Linked DNA regions of Homo sapiens: regions 1 and 3 are each linked to region 2. Evidence: chromatin contacts called from ENCODE Hi-C or POLR2A ChIA-PET data. All regions are on one chromosome and are shown on one strand. Each heading gives the region's core, a stretch centred on a gene start or an enhancer-like site at or near the end of the contact. The rest is flanking DNA. Distances are from core to core; before and after follow the strand shown. Region 1 overlaps RGS3 (regulator of G protein signaling 3). Region 2 holds the start of PTBP3 (polypyrimidine tract binding protein 3). Region 3 holds the start of ALAD (aminolevulinate dehydratase).

Region 1 (4,711 bases), core at 2,018-4,517, 1.2 Mb after region 2:
CAGAGAACATGGCTTGTTGCTGTTTGGCAGCAATAGCCAACACAGGCCCTGGCGCATGGCTGCAGCTCTGTAGGTATTTGCTGAGTAAGTCTTGGGGGAAATGGTGTGAATAAGCCAGACATGATCCTGATGAGCCAAACAGGACCTGCCCGGGGCCATGACAGCAGGGCAGGCTGGGTCTTGGCAGGGGAGCAGAGAGCCTTCTAGCCAGGGCATCCGAGGCAGATTGAACCAGTGCTCACAGGGATGGGCAGGAAGTAGACTTGAGGGATAGAGAGCTTAGGGAAATGAGAGGTCCCAGTACACACACACGGAGCAGGCAGAAAAGCAGGGTGCCGGGTGGGAAGGGGAGTGAGGATGGATCCCACAGGCAGACTGGTTCCTCAGCAGAGCCCCAGGGGGCCTGGAGTTCCCCTTCTCACAAGGCATCAGTCACCACTAGCTCAGGAAGAAGCTAGGAACCCCCCTGCTCTCAACTCTCAACTCCCTGCTTTTCAGAGAAGAGAGCTGGAGGAGTAGAAGGGGTGTTTGGGGTGGTGGGTGGGGACAAAGACTACGAGTCCACCCATGTTGAAGCAGTGGTGTCAGAAATGGAGGCGAGAGGAGAAGGGACCTGGTGAGGGGGTGACAGGGCAGCACCGTGCTGAAACCCAGACCCCGGGAGCCGCCTCCCCGCCCTGGGAGAAGCTGGGCATCCAGGCAGGTGGTGGTGGGTCTCCAGCAGGCTGCAAGCGGCATGTCCTTCTGGCTTGGTCAGGCGATAGCCAAGAGTAGGAAGGTTTTCTGAGGGGGCCCTCGTGTCTCCTCTTTCCTCAGGGATTCCCTTTCTGTGAGTGTTGGCTTTGTCCTGAGAGTCCCTGCGCGGGGGTGAGCTAACCTTCTGTGCCTCAGTATTGCTTTCTGTAGAGTGGGTGCACTCCCTGCTGTGGTGTGCCGCCCTCCTGAGCCTCTGACAGAGGAGCTTCAGTCTGTGGTCGAATTCTTCCTTTGCCCCTCTCTCCTCCTGCAGTGGGGCCTCTGTTTAGGGAACGTGAATGGGCAGCTGCCTCCAGGGAACTTGCCACCTCCCCCGTCCTGCTCCAAGGTCATGCCTCTTCTGCACAGGCTCCCCACTATAGAGAGGGTTCTATGTGTTGGAACTGGTCCTGGGCGAGGTTCTGGGCTGGATTTTAGTGCTGATTCTGTTGTATGACCTTGGCCTTATCACTTCCCTTCTCTGGGCCTCACGTAACAGACAGTCACCTTGCCTGTTACCTGACGCCACTCTCCAGAATTGTCTCGTCAGTCAGAAAGAAGTAAAAAGGCCTGGGCCTTACTCCTAGGGACTGTGATGCAGTAGGTCTTAGATTGGGTCCAGACAGGCATTTTTAAGATACTCCTCAGGTGATTCTAAAGTGTACTTCTCCGTTAAGAACCAATAGTCTAGGTCGGTGTTTTTCAAACTTTAATGTGCAAATGAATCTCCTGGGATCCTATTAAAGTGCAGGTTCCGATCCAGTGGGTGTGAATTGAGGTTTACGAATGTGTATTTTATGAGGTCAGGAGATCGAGACCATCCTGGCTAACATGGTGAAACCCCGTCTCTACTAAAAATACAAAAAATTAGCCGGGCGTGGTGGCAGGTGCCTGTAGTCCCAGCTACTTGGGGGGCTGAGGCAGGAGAATGGCGTGAACCCGGGAGGCGGAGCTTGCAATGAGCTGAGATCACGCCACTGCACTCCAGCCTGGGCGACAGAGCGAGACTCCATCTCAAAAAAAACAAAAACAAAAACAAAAAAATGAGTGTGTATTTTATATAAGCTCCTGGGTGATGCTGCTGCTGGCTCTTGGGCTGCACTTTGAGGCTAAGAGTCTAGATGGTCCTGTGAAGTTCACTGGATTGTTCTTTCTTTTTTTTTTTTTGAGACAGAGTCTTGCTCTGTCACCAGGCTGGAGTGCAGTGACGTGATCTTGGCTCACTGCAACCTCCGCCTCTGGGGTTCAAGCCATTCTCCTGCCTCAGCCTCCCGAGTAGCTAGGATTACAGGCGCCCACCACCACGTCCAGCTAATTTTTGTATTTTTGGTAGAGACGGGGTTTCACCATGTTGGCCAGTATGGTCTCGATCTCCTGACCTTGTGATCTGCCCTTCTTGGCCTCCCAAAGTGCTGGGATTACAGGCGTGAGCCACCGCACCCAGCGATTGTTCTTTCATTCATTTATTCATTCAAACACTTCAGGTGGGGAGTGGTCAGACGTGAGGCTACAGGGAGACAGAGCCCAGGGTCTTCCAGGGCTACAGAATTTGGACTTTATCTGAGAGGTATTGGGGAGCCAGCCACAGCAACGTTTTAAGCAGAGGAGTGACAAGTTGAGGTTTGCATGGAGGCAGCTCCCCTGACATAGCACAGAGAATGGCCAGTGGGGTCTGCACCGCCACTGTGAGCCCCACATCATCCTGGTGGGGGATGACAGTGGTCTAGAGGGAAGTGGCAGCAGTGGACATGGAGAGAGTAGAAACATTCTTTTTAAAAAAGATTAATCAACTTTTTAATTTTTTGATTTTTTACTTTTGAGACAGAGTCTCACTCTATTGCCCAGGCTGGAGTGCAGTGGTGCAATCTCGGCTCACTGCAACCTCCGCTTCCTGGATTCAAGCAATTCTCCTGCCTCAGACTCCCAAGTAGCTGGGATTACAGGTGCGCGCCATGTTGCCTGGCTAATTCTCGTATTTTTAGTAGAGACAGGGTTTTACCATATTGGCCAGGCTGGTCTCGAACTCCTGACCTGAGGTGATCCACCCGTCTTGACCTCCCAAAGTGCTGGGATTACAGGCTTGAGCCACCGTGCCTGGCCTCAACTTTTATTTTTTAGAAATTAGCTTTAGAAATTAGTGCAAAGTACAGAGAGTTCCAATATACTTTGTCCTACTTATTGCCAACCTCCCTAGTAAAAAGATCCTTGAAGTTGTATAAGTGATGATCAGGATTTGAGGATTGACCATGGGGGTGGTCACGAAGGAAAAGGAGAAAATGATGGCCAATTCCCTGGTTTGGGCAACTGGTGGTGGCTTCATTGATACAGGGACCATTAGAGGAGGAATGATGGACTTGCGGGGAGATCACACATTCAGTGTAGGGCTTGTAGAGTTGGGGGTACTGATGGGATATGCAGAAGGAGGTCTCCATCCATGTCCCTGGGATGCAGCCACACAGCTGTCCTCTGTGTCAGCAGCATGCTAAGGCTCTTCCTGGCCCGGGGCTTTGGCCTATGCTGCTTCCTCCCCTAGTGAGCCCCGCCCTGCCCCTTGAGCAGATTTCGGTCTCCAGCCATTCCACAGGGCGGCCTTCCCAACACTCCCCTGGACTCTCTCACAGCACCCGAGGGTTTTCCTTCACACTGCAGATCTTGGTTTCTGTTTATCCTGTGTTTATGGCAGTGATGACTTGGTCAATATCCCTCCTTCCTCTCTAGTTCGTAGGCTCCACAAGGACAAGGATCATGTCTTTCTTATTCCTTCCTTTATGCACAGAGCCTAGAACAGTGTCTGGATGCAGAACTATTCCATGAGGATTTGTTGAATACTTGCCTGTGGCATCTCAACTCAGGAAAGCGGTCAGGGCTGGCAGAGTGGACTGCGAGTCATCAGTGGCCAGATGGTGCAGATAGCGATTGTGGCCTGGGGAGTGGGTGGGTTCCCAAGGGAGTGGACAGGACTGTGATGAGAGGGGCCCTGCAGCAGGTCCTGATGGACAGGCAGACAGGCCCATGAGAGGGTGGAGAAGGGGTGAAATTCAGGGAGGGAGATGTTAAGGCCACGCTGTGCTGGAGTGACCATGGCTATCGTTTATTGAGTGCTCATGGGTGCCCTCATGGTGCTGAGCTCTGGATACTCATTAGCTCATTTATTCCTCTAACAACATTGTGAGGAGATTCTAGAAATCCTATGTTATGGCTAAGGAAACTGAGGCACAGAAAGGTTAAGCCAAAGGTCACCCAGCAAGTAAGTGTGAAGTTAGTATCTGGAGCTCCCCCTAATGTAAGTACCGCCTCCATCCTCCTGAATTTTGCCAAACCTGCTGTGTTGGAGACAGTGGAGGTAGAGGGGAGAGGAGTATGGCCTGGAGGGTCTCTGAGCTGGTGGCGGAGGAAGGACTGGGGGTGTCAGCCTCTGGGTGGTCAAGAGGCCAGACCTGGAGGAGCTGGGCTGACGCTGAGCCAGGAGAGCTAAGTGTTAGCTGAGCCATCAAGGTTCCTGGAAGCTAGCATTGAGTCAGGGACCTGAGGCTAGGGATCCAGAGCATGCCAAGCTTGAAGGAACAGCCCATCTTGAAAGCCTGGGGGTCCAAGGCAGGGCAGGAATTCTAACAGCCTCTCCCTTTCTCAAAGGACTTTACAGTTCACAGAGTGCCTTCCTGCCCTTTCTCACTTGGTCCCCTTAGGTCTCTGGCACAGGAAGCAGCAGGCATCCTCACCCACTTTCATGGCAGAGAAAACCAAGCTTGGAGTGGGGTAGCTTGGGATCACACAGCTAGCAAATGATGGAGTGAAGATTCCAGTCCAGGTCTTCTGGCTGCATGTCCAGTGCTCTGTCAGTAAAATCCTGGCTGTTAAGGGCCACCCTGAGACAGAGGCAAACCCCAGTTTACACCCCCCCAGTGCAGGAAGTGGTTTTCGAGGGCAGATGCAGAGCCCGGCATCCGTGGTGGCTGTGATGAATCATCGGAGTGAG
Region 2 (4,632 bases), core at 2,113-4,612:
TAATACTATAGTTCCTCCTTATAAATACGTAAAATCCAAAGTTACCTCAGGTCTACTTATTTTGGAGCTAAGTAAAAATTAAAGACTTTTACACAATAAAGCAGATAATTTTATGAACAGGTGAGACTGAAAATATGCCAAAAGATATAAAAATGCATATGAAAGGATAGTAAAAGATTCCTACCTTTAAACCGACTGTTATAAGATCTGTAACAACACTGTATGGAAAAAGTAAAAAGAGAAAATGGAAAACAAAGTTAGAGAACAAGTTTTTAAAAGACAGAGATAGTAAGAATAAAGGGGAAAAAGCATTATAATAACAAATAATAAAAATAAGAATGTGATGAGTTGTGAAATATTAATACAAAGAAAAATGATGAGACAGTCTAGCAACAGCAGAGTGCAAAAGCAAATCCTTACTACCAATGCAAGAAACAAATCCTGTTATCTTTTAGTATTTAGGAAAGTATAGTCAAACTTCAATAAAAATGAGTGTTTATCCATTTACCTCTATTTAACAAAGCCAAACCAAAACTTAAAATCACCAAAGTTTGTTCTTTTAAGTCACTGGCATGAATAATCGTGTCTGAGGTTTTAAATGAAACAAAACCAGTGCTTGGATTTTACAGAAATAGAAGGCATCTTGCAAATCTGCATTTACCACCCAAAATTGCTCACCAAAATATAGTTAAGACAGTCTCTCAGAACTAAAATAAATACAAACATCACATTTCAGACATCAAAATTTTCAAAGATTTGCTTTTTAAAAATATTCTATCACGTCAAAACTGTGTTTAAGTATAAATTATCTCTTAGGAGGAAACGAACACACACACACACACACACACACACACACACACACACACACACGAGAGACAGTTGGGATTTGAGGAGGAACTAGAAAGATATGTTGACTGGTGGCTTGTGGTTTGTTTTTTAACTACCCAAATAAGGAAAAAGGATCTTTTTCAGGCTGTTGGAAAATGTAGAAATTTAATTAGTCTCCTGAAGGCAAAAATGCACTGTATTCTTAAACCACATCCCTTAAGACCAGGGTGTGAAAATCCCCTTTAAAGTCCTGCCATACAAAAATTCTTCTCTTCTAAGCCCCAAGAAACTGTCTTCGATTAATGTTTTTCTTCATATCTCCTAGAAGAAAGCTACGAATACATTCTACATATTGTTAATAACCTATGTCATCATTACCTCATAAAAGTCAACGAATAAATGACTCTAGATGATGTAAACTGTTTTTAAAATACCACGTAGATTTTTTATTTTTCCTTGTAAACTTCTGAAACTTGAAATTCATTTGTCTAAAATTTAAATGTGATAAGTAACTGGACGCTTGCTGCATAAAAAATAAAATGGTGTAACACTATGGTTATTGGTTCTGATACAAAGGGCAAATCATGCTCCGACTTGAACTTCCAAATGAACTTACCTTCCAGTCAGTATCTGTATAACTGCCTTGCATATTCAAACCAATAAACCCATTACTACCTTTAAAACCACAAATAGCGTGAAGGGAGAGTAAACTTCTTAAACACTATCAAAAAGTAAGTTTGCACTTCACAGTTATCCTACAGTTTAACAGCAAAGACGCAAAATTCAAGAGTCCTCTTTATTATAACTATACATTTTACGACACAAAAAAATAGCCTGCTTCCATTATTTAAGTCAAACCTTCCAGACAATTAACTACACATAATGAAATGCTAAATTCACAGCCTGCCTGAACCAAAATATTAGTGACACAAATCTTTACGACCACAAAATTTTTCAACATATAAAATGCAACTGAATAAGGTAATGTGAAATAAGTTTTCAACAATGTTCTCGAAGAAACTTCAATCAAACAATAAAAACAGCTTCAATTCCCCCCCAAAATATATACACCTACTGTGTACCCAAAAAAGTTATAATTTTAAGAAATTTTTTGAAGCTTCAATCAAATAAAAATAAAGAACATCACAATCATGAATAAAATCTAAAACTCCACTTTGATGTCTGTAGCAGTGTGCAATCTGCATTCAAATGAATCAATCCGAAATGTCATATACACTTAATATTGTGAAACTAAAATAAATGAAATCTAATGAGGTCAAAAGCTGTTGGAAGATTTCATCTTCAAATAGCATATCATCAACTGTATGGCAACATGTGAACGACTTTTACTGTTCTAGCAAGTTGCATATATTCCACAACCTCACAGAAATCTTGTCATCAAAAGTAGGTAACAAGCTAAAAAAAACCTCAAATACATAATGGGAATAAACCGAGTTGGAGATTTTTTTTTAATCCGTAGGTACAGATACTACAACCTTCAATTAATTCACCAAAATCCTAACATAGTTGTTACTTTAATTACCAAAATATGTCAAGTCCCACCCCATATCCCTGAGTCCCCAGAGAACAGTTTATATACATAGACTCTAAATCTTTTTATTTTGGTCACGGACCCCCATTAAATTTTTGAGCATTTGAAATGCCCCCGAAAATCGCTCGTACATCATATTTTACATACACGGGCAGATAATTCATTAAGTTTCTTGGGGAGAGAGAAAGGTGAGGGGGAAGCGTCCATGGTCACTAAGTCCAGACCCCTGGTGTCGAGAAAGCGTTAACGTATCTCACAGCACAAGTCGGGAGACCTCGGCCAAGTCCCGCGGCGGCCCTGGGACCCCGCGTGGGACCATGGCTTGCGACCAGGTCGCCGCCCAGACGTGTACCGACGCGTGCACCCGCCGTCGGCCGCTCGCCCCACCTCGCCGGTAAACAGCAACTCCCCCGGCAGGAGGACGCCCGCCCCGCGCGCCGCCTCCGCCTCCCCCAGCGCCGCGCACCATTTTCTGAGAGGAAGTGTCGGGAGGCCGAGCTGGGCTCCCCGGACTCGGGGCGCGGAGGGCGGACCTCGGCACCGCGGCCGGACCGGGCTTTCCTCTGCTCCCGGGTGTGTCGAGTAAGGCTAGGAAGCAGCGGACGTGTCCGGGGCGCCGCGTGGGGAAAGGAGAGCCTGCGGCGGACGGCAACTCCGCGATTCCGGGATCCCCACCGAGACGCCCGGAAGCCCCGCCGTCGGGCTTGGCCGGGGCCGCTCCTCCGGCCGCCGGCGCCGCGCACTGCTCCCCAGCCCTTACGCGTCCCGCGGAGAGCCGGGTGGAAGCGGCGCCAAGGCAACCCGGTGCGGCCGCCGCGCCGCCTAGTACTTACCCATCCATGGCCCAGATGGAGGCGCGCACAGAGCAGGGACTGACGGGCTAACCGCGAGCAGAGGAAGCAGGCGGCGGCAGCAGGGCGGTTCCGGGGACAAGCGAGCTTTGGCTCTGCGGAGCCCCGGCCGGTCCGAGGTGGAAGGAGAGTGGGAACAGGGGCGGGGACCGGGCACGCTCCCGCCACCGCCGCGCCCCCGCCTTCCCCACCCCGCGAGCGCGTCCCCGCCTAGCCCGACCCCGCCCCCTCACCGTCCCCGCCCTCCCTCGGGGCCCGCCCCTGCGCTCGCGCCCACCCTCGCCCCGCTGGCAGCCGGCCTCCGGCTCAGCTCTGGGGCGCCCTCTTCCCGCGGTCGCTGTAAGACCCCGCCTCTCGGCCCCTCGGCCCGGCGCGCGCGCGCGCCCCCAGCCTCCCTCCTGCGTTCGCGGGAGCGCGCGCCTTGTGCTTCCCGCTCCGCCGCGCACCCCGCCCGCCCTCCCGCGGCCCCGCGGGCCTTCCGGCTTCGCAGACCGGGCCTGCCAGGTTTGAATGCCTCCCTCTGCCGGCAGGAAAAGCTATGGGGACCTGACTCCCAAGAGTAGGAAGGAATGTCCCACAAGGACCCCAGAAACGAGGTGGAATTGCCCCGGGTGCGCGAGGCTGTAGATGACACGTCCAGGGACCAGCCTCTGGCAGCCCGGCGCTGGAGTCGACCGCTGGGACCGACACCAGCCCCATAGGTGTGGCTGGGACGATGAATGAGGTGAAAGAGGCTGCCCGGACTGGAATTTGTATACAATTTAAGTATCTGAGTGCATTTCGACCTAACCGTCTAGTATTGAATTTATATGAAAAATTCATTGTACAAACATGGAATGGCTATATTCCCAGCATTTTTTAAAAGTTTACTCATTATTCCCTTTTTTCAGATGAAAATACATATACAAAGAGAGTGATTTGCTCACAGTTTCACAACCAGGAAACGTTTGCACCAGAGCCCTTCCCTCTGGTCTGAGCAAAAAGTATATATATAATATAACGAGTGACAACACGCTTGCTTTTTTCCCTTTTTAGTGAGAAATTGAGTACTTTTTCAACTCACAGATCACCAAAATGTAACCCCCTAAACTGTTAAGCCAAATTCTTAACCTACTGAGTAAAAAAGAGCGGGGCTCCTCCCCGTGGCTTCGTCATTTGAAAAGCAACTAACAAGAACCTCAAACATCTATCCTTGCTAATTTCCTGCTTTCAGATCAGTAGGTGCTGCTAAAAAGATCTAAACTGTGGACTCATTCATCATTCAGTCAGTATTAACCTACTATGTGCCGGGCACTGCATGAATACACAAGAAAATCAGGTTCCAGCCGTCACTGTTGAATGGATTCTTCAGTCCGTTTATGTATATTTTTGACATACAACTTTTCAAATAGGTAGAGTAAT
Region 3 (4,638 bases), core at 309-2,808, 1.1 Mb after region 2:
CCCACCCCTGCAAGTTGTACTATGCTGAGGATTCCAGAGGCTGTGGGTCTTCGCACAGAGGCTTAGGACCTGCTGCCAGCCCTGGCAGGCTCTGCCACTGGCCAGGGAGGAGGCAGTCAGGAGAGCCAGCTAGATAGAAGGTGGCCAGAACTGAGAAATCCAAAGCCCCACAAAGGCCCAGGAGAGCAGCTGTCATGCAGTTCTGAAAAGAGATGAAGTGTTTATTCAGCCAACCCACATTTCTTGAATATCTACTATGGGCCTGCTGAAGTGCTAGACACAGGGATTAAAGAGAAGAATGAGACCCCAGCCTTGCCCTGGGGCTTTGAAGAGCCTGATCGCCTCTGGGGTTAGCCATTTAGACGTAGGAGAAGCTGCCATTCCCAGAATCCTAGAATATCTTGGCTAAGAGTCTTCTTAAAGTTTGCTGATTGTATCACTGAAACAAGGGTGAAACTGGGCTCAGAGAGGGGTAGACACAGGCCCAGGATCACGCAGTGGGTCAGCGGCAGATCTGGGGGAAGGTCTCCAGCAGCCCAGTCCTCAGTGCCCACCATGACACCTCCATACTTTAAGGATAGATATCAAATCTGTTTCCCAGCAGGTTGGGCTTGTGGAGAGCTTTGGGTGAGCCAGACTCTGGGCCTGGCTGCTGTTGGTAGCAGGATGGTTAAGTATGTGGGCTCTGGAGTCTGATAGATGTGGGTACAAATCCTAGTTCTGTAGCTTTCTAGTTGTGTGACCTCAGTTTCTTCGTTTAGTAAATGGGGACTAGAACCGACCTCAATGGGTTGTTGTAAGAAATGAATGGGTCAGGCCGGGCGTGGTGGCTCACGCCTGTAATCCCAGCACTTTGGGAGGCCGAGGTGGGCGAATCACCTGAGCTCGGGAGTTCGAGACTAGCCTGACCAACAGGGAGAAACCCCATCTCTACTAAAAATACAAAAATTAGCAGGCGTGGTGGCACACGCCTGTAATCCCAGCTAGTTGGCAGGCTGAGGCAGGAGAATCGCTTGAACCCGGGAGGCGGAGGTTGCAGTGAGCTGAGATCGCGCCATTGCACTCCAGCCTGGGCAACAAGAGCGAAACTCCGTCTCAAAAATAAATAAATAAATAAAATAAATGAATGGTCAATGCACGCAACGCTTAGTACAAAACGGCTGTTATTGTTTTCACCTCCCTACCCCCCCACCAACCACCACCCGCACCTCGGGTTCTGCATCGATGGAGTCTGCCCAGGCGGTATCCGAGAGGGTGAACCCCAGAGAAGAGGTGCGGAGCCCCGAACCCGGGCCCCCAACCTCGGCTGCAGCGGGATAATCCAGCCCAAACAAACGCTCCACGGGACTCCGTGCACGGCTGCACCGCCAGGGCTTCAGGCGCACAGCACAATCTGGGGACGCAGGACTCTTGGTGCCACAGTCCCCGCCTCGCCCTGGAGCCGCCCTCCAGGCCCGCTATCTCCCCGCATCCAGCCCCCGCTCACCTGCCTCCCTAAGGGCTCCCGGCCGCTGCTCCTGTCACCGCTGTCTCCCGCTCCGGTCTCCCACAGACCGCGTAAGAGCGGGGGGGGCTCACCCGGAAGCAGCTTCCCCACGGTCCGCCCCCTCCACAGTCCAGGCCACGCCCCCTGAAGGCGGTCTTCTGGGGGGCTCCTCCGCTCCAGCCGCGGCCCCGCCCACACGCAACGAGGCCTGGCCAATTGGGTGTGTCGAGGGCCTGGAGGGCCCGCCCGTCCCCGCTCCGGGCCCTGCGCTTGTGCAGCGAACTGCAGGAGGGAGGCCACGAGGGGGCGCAGGAACCGCTTGGGAGGGTCCCTGGGTGTGAGCCGGCCTCGGAGGCGGTTACAGCCCAGGTTTCACTTCACAGCATTCCTTTGCCCAGCCTAGGGCAAACTTGGCTCTGGTTAATGGCTTGGTGAAAGAATAATTGGATGTCAAAGCCGTTAAAACAGCACCATTATGCCTAACACAGTATTAGCTAAGTCCATTTTTGCGGACTAAGCTAAAGTTGTTGAGTTCAGCGCCAGGCTTCCAAGTTTTCAGAGAAAATTTGTACCAGCTTCATTTATTTCTCAGGGTACGGCAATGCTATGAGTTGAGAGATGTGATGTGAAAGACATGGGCGTTTAGGAAAACTCCAAGTCTTGATAGGGGCATCAGACCTATGATAGGTACAATGATAGATCCGATCAAAGGTCTTTATGGAGATTGGAGATGTGCAGAGGCAAGAGGGATCTGGTGAGGCTTATGGGGCCTGGGTAAACCAGTAGGATTGGATGAGTAAAATGGCGATCGGGCATCATCGCCCTAGCGAAGCAATGCCTTTCAGGTGGTTCTTCAGGGATTATTGAAAAGTTGACTTTCAAATGTAGAGGACACTAGTGGGTTACATTACACTTATTCTCAGATTTTATTTCTCAGCCCGGTTCGGTGGCTCACGCCTGTAATCCCAGCACTTTGGGAGGCCAAGGCGGGCGGATCTCTTGAGGTCAGGAGTTCAAGACCAGCCTGACCAACATGGTGAAACCCTGTCTCTACTAAAAATACAAAAAATTAGCCGGGCGTGGTGGCGGGCTCCTGTAATCCCAGCTACTCGGGAGGCTGAGGCAGGAGAATCGCTTGAACCCGGGAGGCGGAGGTTGTAATGGGCTGAGATCATGCCACTGCATTCCAGCCTGGGTGACAGAGGGAGACTCTGTCTCAAAAAAAAATTTTTTTTTAAATTTCTCAAAATCTGTACCCCAAACCTGTTGTATACTTTATATTTTAAATTTAAGGGGCCTAGCGGCGTAAGGCTAGGGAAATATGACACTGCTTAGTTTCCAGCTACTGGAGTTCTGATCTGTATTCAACAAGGAAGGGGATAGAAAGCAAATAATGTTTGCTGTGCATTAAAGAGTCAGGGACAGTACCATGCATTTTACATTCATTTATCTAATCTTGACAGCAACGATGTTACTATTCTCACTTTACGGATTGGGAAAACAATTGCCAGCTAGATTAAATAATTTGCCCCATGTTACACTGGGCTCTCTCTGCAATGCCTGCTAATAACCACACTCCATAGGGGCAATTATTATTTGTTTTTTCCTAGATTCCCTGCCCGACATTTCTTTCCTGACACTCATTCCTTCCCTGAGGTTATTGGTAACTAAAAATAATTAGAACCATCTAAGAACCCAAATAGAACGGGAAATTTTAAAATGTTGCTGTTTGGTGTAGCTTATTTCCCCCATGTCTTTTCTTCTTCTTGACTGAAAGACCTGTTCCCACTCTCCCCCCAGCCTCCACCTTTTGAAACATTTTACCTTAATCTTTCAGTATTGTGAATGCAATAATATGAATAAATCTTAAACATATTGTTGAGTAAAAGAAGTGAGACACAAAATAGTATATAATATGATTTCATTTATATTAACTACACAATCAAGCAAAATTAAGCTGTGTTGTTAGGACTCAGAATAGTGATTTCCACTGGGGAGATGGGGAGGATTGAAAGGGAGATTAGGCTGGGTGTGGTGGCTCACACCTGTAATCCTAGCACTTTGGGAGGCCAAGGCTGGTGGATCGCTTGAGCCCAGGAGTTCAAGACCAACCTTGGCAACATGGCGAAACAGTCTCTACAAAAATTACAAAAAGTAGCTGGGCATGGTGGTGGACACCTGTAGTCCCAGCTACTTGGGAGGCTGACATGGGAGGATTGCTTGAGCCTGGGAGGTCAAGGCTGCGGTAAGCTGTGATCGTACCACTGCACTCCAGCCTGGATGACAGAGCAAGACCCTGTCTCCAGAAAAAAAAAAAAAAAAAAAAAAAAAAAAGGCGGCAGGGGGAGACTAAAGAGGTTTCTTTGGATGCAGTTAATGTTTATTGGTCTGGGTGTGAGTTACATGGCTGTGTTTAATTCGTGAAAATTCATTAAGCTCCACACTTATTTGTGTCTTTTAGTATGTATATTTCGTTTCAATAAAAAGTTAAAACTAAACTATTCTGAGTGTCTTCTAGGTAGGTATATGGCATTGTGCTAAATGCTGTGAAAAGCATAAAAAAGGAACAAGAAAGAAAGCAGACTGCTGATTGCCAGGGCCTGAGGAAAATGTTTTGAAACTAGATAGAGGTAGTGGTTGCACAACATTGTGACTGTTCTAAATGCCACTGAACTGCTCATTTAAAAATGGTTAATTCTATGTTCTTTGAATTTCATCTCAGTCTTAAAAAGTGAGTTCACTAGATGCAATGTGGTATTCTGGGTTGGCCCCTGTAATCGAAAAAGGACATAAGTAGAGAAACTGTTGAAATATAAAAAGCTTATTAAAAAAAAACGGGGCAAGGCCAAAGGTCATTGGAACAGAATCCCAGTTTTCATAAATTCTTGGTAAGATCTTGAGCAAGTCACTTCTCTCTGAAGAACCTCAATTTCCTATCAGTAAAAATAGGAGGTTAGGCTGCAAAAGTAGCTTTGAATGGGTTGGGACGAGAACCCTCCCACCTCCCGAATCCAAATCAGAATCTCTGGGCATGAAGGGCCATGGTAAAAAAGTGAAACATTACCTTAGCCTAGTAAGGAACTTCAAAAGTCCAGATACCACTGCAGTAATGATAGAAGTGTGGTGGGGGGAATACTGGTGGATGATGTCAA

What was found. Hi-C counts contacts between places; a loop is a spot of excess contacts on that map. ChIA-PET counts read pairs that join two places held with the same protein, here RNA polymerase II (POLR2A). Pooled maps may share reads with other maps.
Region 1: a loop to region 2 is called in a pooled map, with 6 times the contacts of the local background. The contact joins the enhancer-like site here to the promoter of PTBP3 in region 2. A Hi-C loop is called at or near these places in 1 of 37 single-sample maps with no recorded cell type and 6 of 50 pooled maps. POLR2A ChIA-PET finds 5 or more read pairs at or near these places in 1 of 52 experiments (B cell).
Region 3: a loop to region 2 is called in a pooled map, with 10 times the contacts of the local background. The contact joins the promoter of ALAD here to the promoter of PTBP3 in region 2. A Hi-C loop is called at or near these places in 1 of 168 maps with a recorded cell type or tissue (naive thymus-derived CD4-positive, alpha-beta T cell), 2 of 37 single-sample maps with no recorded cell type and 10 of 50 pooled maps.

What each region holds. Positions count from the first base shown.
Region 1 is chr9:113,574,449-113,579,159 of GRCh38, forward strand. All of the region lies in intron 17 of RGS3 (regulator of G protein signaling 3), which reads left to right. Among named protein-coding and RNA genes, the nearest start is that of RGS3, 110 kb to the left of the region's middle. RefSeq lists enhancers at 151-200, 4,673-4,711. Within about 2 kb of position 3,268, at least 5 of the 41 ENCODE cell types and tissues checked have a DNase peak (open chromatin) inside an H3K27ac peak, as active enhancers do.
Region 2 is chr9:112,330,257-112,334,888 of GRCh38, forward strand. PTBP3 (polypyrimidine tract binding protein 3) reads right to left here and starts at 3,363. Exons shown (of 14, transcript NM_001163788.4): 1 at 3,214-3,363. RefSeq lists silencers at 2,728-3,217, 3,368-3,687 and an enhancer at 3,437-4,407.
Region 3 is chr9:113,399,726-113,404,363 of GRCh38, forward strand. ALAD (aminolevulinate dehydratase) reads right to left here and starts at 1,559. Exons shown (of 12, transcript NM_000031.6): 1 at 1,487-1,559. RefSeq lists an enhancer at 715-1,295 and silencers at 1,311-1,360, 1,511-1,870.